Linked DNA regions of Homo sapiens: region 1 is linked to region 2. A link is a contact called in ENCODE Hi-C or POLR2A ChIA-PET data. All regions are on one chromosome and are shown on one strand. The core of a region is the stretch at or near the end of the contact, and the rest is flanking DNA. Distances in the headings are between cores, read along the strand shown. Region 1 overlaps DOCK10 (dedicator of cytokinesis 10). Region 2 overlaps DOCK10 (dedicator of cytokinesis 10).

What was found. Hi-C counts contacts between places; a loop is a spot of excess contacts on that map. ChIA-PET counts read pairs that join two places held with the same protein, here RNA polymerase II (POLR2A). Pooled maps may share reads with other maps.
Region 1: a map of GM23248 shows a loop between it and region 2 (1.9-fold over the local background). The contact joins two enhancer-like sites. A Hi-C loop is called at or near these places in 5 of 168 maps with a recorded cell type or tissue (CD4-positive, alpha-beta memory T cell, GM23248, OCI-LY7 and 2 more), 17 of 37 single-sample maps with no recorded cell type and 19 of 50 pooled maps. POLR2A ChIA-PET finds 5 or more read pairs at or near these places in 17 of 52 experiments (CD4-positive, alpha-beta T cell, CD4-positive, alpha-beta memory T cell, OCI-LY7 and 9 more).

The regions. Positions count from the first base shown.
Region 1 is chr2:224,908,764-224,911,472 of GRCh38, forward strand. All of the region lies in intron 3 of DOCK10 (dedicator of cytokinesis 10), which reads right to left. Among named protein-coding and RNA genes, the nearest start is that of MIR4439, 100 kb to the right of the region's middle. Within about 2 kb of position 1,333, at least 19 of the 41 ENCODE cell types and tissues checked have a DNase peak (open chromatin) inside an H3K27ac peak, as active enhancers do.
Region 2 is chr2:225,000,891-225,003,602 of GRCh38, forward strand. The region is part of intron 1 of DOCK10 (dedicator of cytokinesis 10); the gene reads right to left. Among named protein-coding and RNA genes, the nearest start is that of MIR4439, 8.3 kb to the right of the region's middle. Within about 2 kb of position 1,326, at least 6 of the 41 ENCODE cell types and tissues checked have a DNase peak (open chromatin) inside an H3K27ac peak, as active enhancers do.

The DNA.
Region 1 (2,709 bases), core at 83-2,582, 92 kb before region 2:
TGGGATTACTGGTATAAGCCATTGCACCCAGCCTGCTTCTGTTCTTTCAATGTTATCATACCTCCTAAGTCCCCAAGAGTTTTATGCCATGATCAAAATGAGACTTGGATGAAGTCTCCTCACTTATCATTATTCTACTCCCGCAGCAGCATTGGTTTTCAGAAATCAGAGAGGGCTTTGTTGTCAGAGTAACTTGCTACCTTAGTACTTTGTCAGTATTTCTCTCAGCCATTCAGCTGAAGTGGTCCCTAGACCTTTGTTCCCTCTTGAGCCACTGTATTGTTCTCAATTCTTTGCTCCCTCATCTCCTTTTGTTAAGAGAGACTGAACCAAGAGCTTGGTTTTAATTAGTATGCTGAGCTTTCTTCCAACTTTATATGATCCCTTTGTGTATATTAAAATAAAAGCTTCGTTATAGAAGTTTTGCTTAGGAAGTTTGCATCCTATTTCTAGATCACTTTAATTGCCCCCCTCTCCTCCTCAAACCCCTTGTGGGAGTGGTGCTTGTTTTATCACGGAAGTGTTTAGATATTTTTTATGGTTATGGATGTTCATTTTAAGCCACTTAAGCAGATTCAGATAAAGACAATGCTCTCCAGTAGTTGTTTTCCAAGTGTTTTCATACTATTGCTATATTTATTTTCAGAATCACAGCATTAGGATTTTTCATATCCCTATTTAAAGATGGAAAAACTAAGGCAGAAAAGTTAATAGTTTGCCAAAATGAAGGATACGTTCCCTTGTGAGGAGTGGAAGTACCCTCATCCAGTCAGGCTAGTGAGCATGTGGTATAAAGGAACTTATCAAAGGATCAGAGACAATAAAATGTGTAAGAACATGGAATATTATGTCAAAGATAGCAAAGCCTTAATTCTGGCTCTGTGTGAACTTGGGCGAGTTCATTATTCACTCAGAGCCTGTTTTCTAGGCTGCAAAATGAGGTAGTAATACCTATTTCACAGAGTTCTCAAAAGTTTTCACATACACACAATGTATAAGCAACTGTGTACTCAACTAGAGCTTGATGTTAACATGCAGTGTTTTAATGGATGTGAAATAAGCCTATGCTTTTGTGTGGGGAATGTTTAATTTTACATTTAAGAGATAGGGAGGAGAATTAATAACAGATAAAACAGAAAAGGAAGAAGCTGTTCATTTTAGTGAACTTCCATTAAAATATGATGTCATTGAAGATTAAAAAAAAGAAAAGAATGCCTAATGCCTTTCATGAGAAGCTGAGAATTGTCAAAGTAGAGAGCAGTGAGAGAAAACTCAAATTTTTTACTGAGCTGGATGTGTTGAAACTAGATTCTTGCCAATCTGTTGCCTAGCAACCATGGTATTTGCCCTTGCCACCCCACAGTGAGCCGCAGGGCAATGTAGCACAGGGTGGACCAATAACGTTGCTTAATACACTTGTGGTAGGTCAAGCAAGTGTTTCTACAAAGCTCTACAAACGTCAATGAATTCATTTCAGTGCTAGCATAATCTAGTTTCAAAAATCCAGCCAATGTTCCTGAAAGTGTGGCCCACTGACTGTATGCATCAGAGTCACCTGAGCAGAAACCACAGTGGGGCTGTGAGGGTGAAGACTCAGAGAAGTTTTCTTTCCAGAGGAACATAGCAATTTTATAGCAAAACACCCTATTGGCAGTTAGCATCGCAGTTAGGAGCCCAGGGACGGAGCTGGTGGCATGTGTCCAGATGTTGGATCTGTCTATTCCTGGTTGTCTAATGCTGGCTGGGCAAGTTTCTTAATATTTCTATGACATAGTTTCCTTGTTATTAAAAGGTGATAATGATGATAATAACAAACATATGTTTGTAATTGCTACAAGTAAAGGGCTTAGAAGTGTATCTGGCACAAAGTAAGCAGTCAATAAAGGTTAGCTGCTATTAGCAATTGGGGTCAAGACTTTTTGCAGTGTAATTCTCTGGGACCATTTCCCAGTCTTAGCTCAGCTCTTTGGTGACCTCTTTCTTCTTATCTGCTGTCTCCAGGCCTGACTATTCATGTTCCATTATCATCACGGGATATTTGTAAGCAGGGCTTATCTTCTTCCCATCCTATGAAGCACAGGTTTCACTTTATCTTTATCCTTAAAATCAAGGACTACTATGGGAGTTTTTGCAGGGTTTTCAGTACTAGTGACACAGAAAAATTAGCAGGGAATAAGGTAGTTTTGTCCCAGTCTTCCTCCTTTCTCTCTCCCTTTTTTTTTTCTATTTTAGATCCATACAGTTGAGAAAAAATATGATAAGAAGATTCATTCATGTTGCCCAAGAGAGTTGAATGTTCTGTCCTGAGCTTTGCAACATAAAAGTTTAGCATATATTTGGGATCTAGGGCGAAAGGCACTCTACTTGGTTTCTCCTTGGAGCAGTTCTTAGAGAAGTAAGACGCTGAGGTACAAGAGAGAAAAGAAGTCTACAAGCAGTTGAAAGGGAATTAAGGTGGGAACAAAAGTGAAGGTGAGAAATTTCCCCCAAGGAGCAATAATAAAATAAAGGCAAATTTTGTTGTCAACTTGTCCTCAGCTGAAGGTGACATTCTCAGAGAACTACGGATAGATGAAAAGATCTATCTGGACATTTGAAGTTGTGAGGTAGAAGCTCTTGAAGCACAAGCAAAACTGAAGGCCTCTGGGAACCCTAGAATAGTCCTTTGAAGTCTCTTGTGTTGTATGGATCCACTTATCTGCTTTTCAT
Region 2 (2,712 bases), core at 76-2,575:
GCTTGAACTGAGGACGCAGAGGTTGCAGTGAGCCGAGATCGTGCCACTGCACTGTAGCCTAGGCAAGAGTGAGACTCCATCTCAAAAAGAAAAAAAATTAATCACTAGAAGCTATTGTGTTAATCTGGCTAATGATGTGTTAATTGGAGTTAAACTATGAAGTGGCTTAGTGCTGTTTTGTGTCAACAGTGGGATGCCAAACATTATTATGGGCAGTGATATTTTATCAGTACTTTAAAGTGACTGGTTAGCTACTAATAGTAGAAATAGTAGCAGTAGTCTGGCCACATTCAGGGTATATGCATTTATCAGTAAGTACATAGATGAACTAGCAGGTAGGTGCTCGGGACTTTGGTAAGTCATGAATGAAAAGAGCTACACAACAATATACAACAGACCTTTTTTTTTTTTTTTTTTGAGACGGAGTCTCGCTCTGCCACCCAGGCTGGAGTGCAGTGGCTTGATCTCAGCTCACTGCAAGCTCCGCCTCCCGGGTTTACGCCATTCTCCTGCCTCAGCCTCCCAAGTAGCTGGGACTACAGGTGCCCGCCACCATGCCTGGCTAATTTTTGTGTATTTAGTAGAGATGGGGTTTTACCATGTTAGCCAGGATGGTCTTGATCTCCTGACCTTGTGATCCACCCGCCTCAGCCTCCCAAAGTGCTGGGATTACAGGTATGAGCCACTGTGCCTGGCCAGTATACAACAGACTTTCTATAATAGAGTTTTATTTGCAATACTGTGGAAGGGCAGTGTCTTAGTCCATGCAGGCTGCTATAATAAATACCATAACCTGGGTGGTTTATAAACAACAAAAATTAATTTCACACAGTTCTGGAGGCAGGAAGTCCATGATCGAGGCGTCGGCAGGTGTGGTGTCTGTGAGGGCCTGCCTCCTGGTTCACAGATGGCATCTCCTTGGTTTGTCCTCACATGGTAGGAGGAGCAAATGAGCTCCCTTGAGCCTGTTTCGTAAGGGCACTAATCCCACTCCTGAGGGCTCTGCCCTCATGACCTAACCATCTTCCATAAGGCCCCACCTCCTAATACCACCGTCTAAGGAGTTAGGATTTCAACATGTGAATCTGGGGGGAGATGGTAAGGCGACACACATAAGCAACCCATAGCCAAGAGAGAGGGAGCGTAATTCAGTCAGGGGGATTCCATATGGCTTCTCAGAGTCTAAGCTATTTGACCTGGGCCGTGAAGGATGAATAAATGACACTTGGGAGGAAAAGTGAGTTAGAGTATTTCAAATGTGAAAGGCTATGTGGCTCACGAAGGCATCTGACTTTTGAAGGCCGATACCACTTGTTTACCTGATGCTAAACTCTCCCTATATTAGCACTGCCCCCTGCTGTCCATTGTGAGAAGAGGTCTGAAAGGACAAATGCATCCTTTTTGCCATTTTGCCCTTTAAAAATGAACAGACTGTCATCCTCAATATCACTTATTTGTAGTATCATTTCTTCAAGTTTCCATTACCAAGTGGCATGCTGAATAAAAGCAGGCACAGACCAAGAACAGCAATGACAACACGGCTTTCTCAGTGAGTTTACATAGATGTAAGCCTGATTCCACCTCTTAGGGTCCTTTATTGATAGATAAGTCATACATTTCTTTGGCCTCAGTAGTTGAGATTTAGTCAGCTCTTCAGCTCTCTTTAACTGTTAACTGATGAGAATATTTGGAGACAGAAAATGTCTCAGTGACTCCTCATCATAGTGAGACAATGGCCACGCCATGCCACGAGGAGCTAGTTGCATGGGCAGGCAGGTGTAAACATCCACATATGCAGAAAGAAAAAAGCCAGCAGCTGGCATCTCGTCACCCACAGCTTCCAGAAACAGTCTGGAATGTTGTTGGATGCTCAACACTGCAGAATTGGTATGAACCACATCAGTGTGGTCTGTCTTGCATGATCGGGCAGGTGTAAACATCCACATATGCAGAAAGAAAAAAGCCAGCAGGTGGCATCTCGTCACCCACAGAATGTTGTTGGTCGCTCAACACTGCAGAACTGGTATGAACCACATCAGTGTGGTCTGTCTTGGGGCAGACAGCAAGAACCGAGAAATGACCAGGGTAAATTCTGAGAGTGACAAATTCCATCTCTATTTGAGAATGGGAAGGAATTTGAAGGTTACATTTTTATTTTTATTTTATTCTATTTTAGAGACAGGGTCTCACTTTATCACCAGGCTGGAGTGCAGTGGCATGATCTCAGCTCACTGCAGCTTCGACTTCCTGAGCTCAAGTGATGCTCCCACCTCAGCCTCCCGAGTAGCTGGGACTATGTGTGTACCACCACACCTGGCTAATGTTTGTATTTTTAGTAGAGGCAGGATTTCACCATGTTGCCCAGGCTGGTCTTGAACTCCTGGACTCAAGTATGCATCTGCCTCGGCTTCTCAAAGTGCTGGGATTACAGGTGTAAGCCACCGTGCCTGGCTGGAAGGTTACATTTTTCAGTTTGAGTTTTGGGTAAACATCCCCATGGAGATCCTAAGTTCACTGATGGTGGTGTGGGACCTTTTATGATTCCACTAGAATGCTGATCTTGGGAGTAGAATTCTCCTTAGAACCGTGGCTGATGCAACTCGAATCAGAAGAAAGACCCACAATCTGGAAATCCTGACACTTTCCTGAGTGTGTTGACTTCATGTTTGACTGAATGAACCTTTTGTTCAAAAAAGGCAAATCTAAAACACA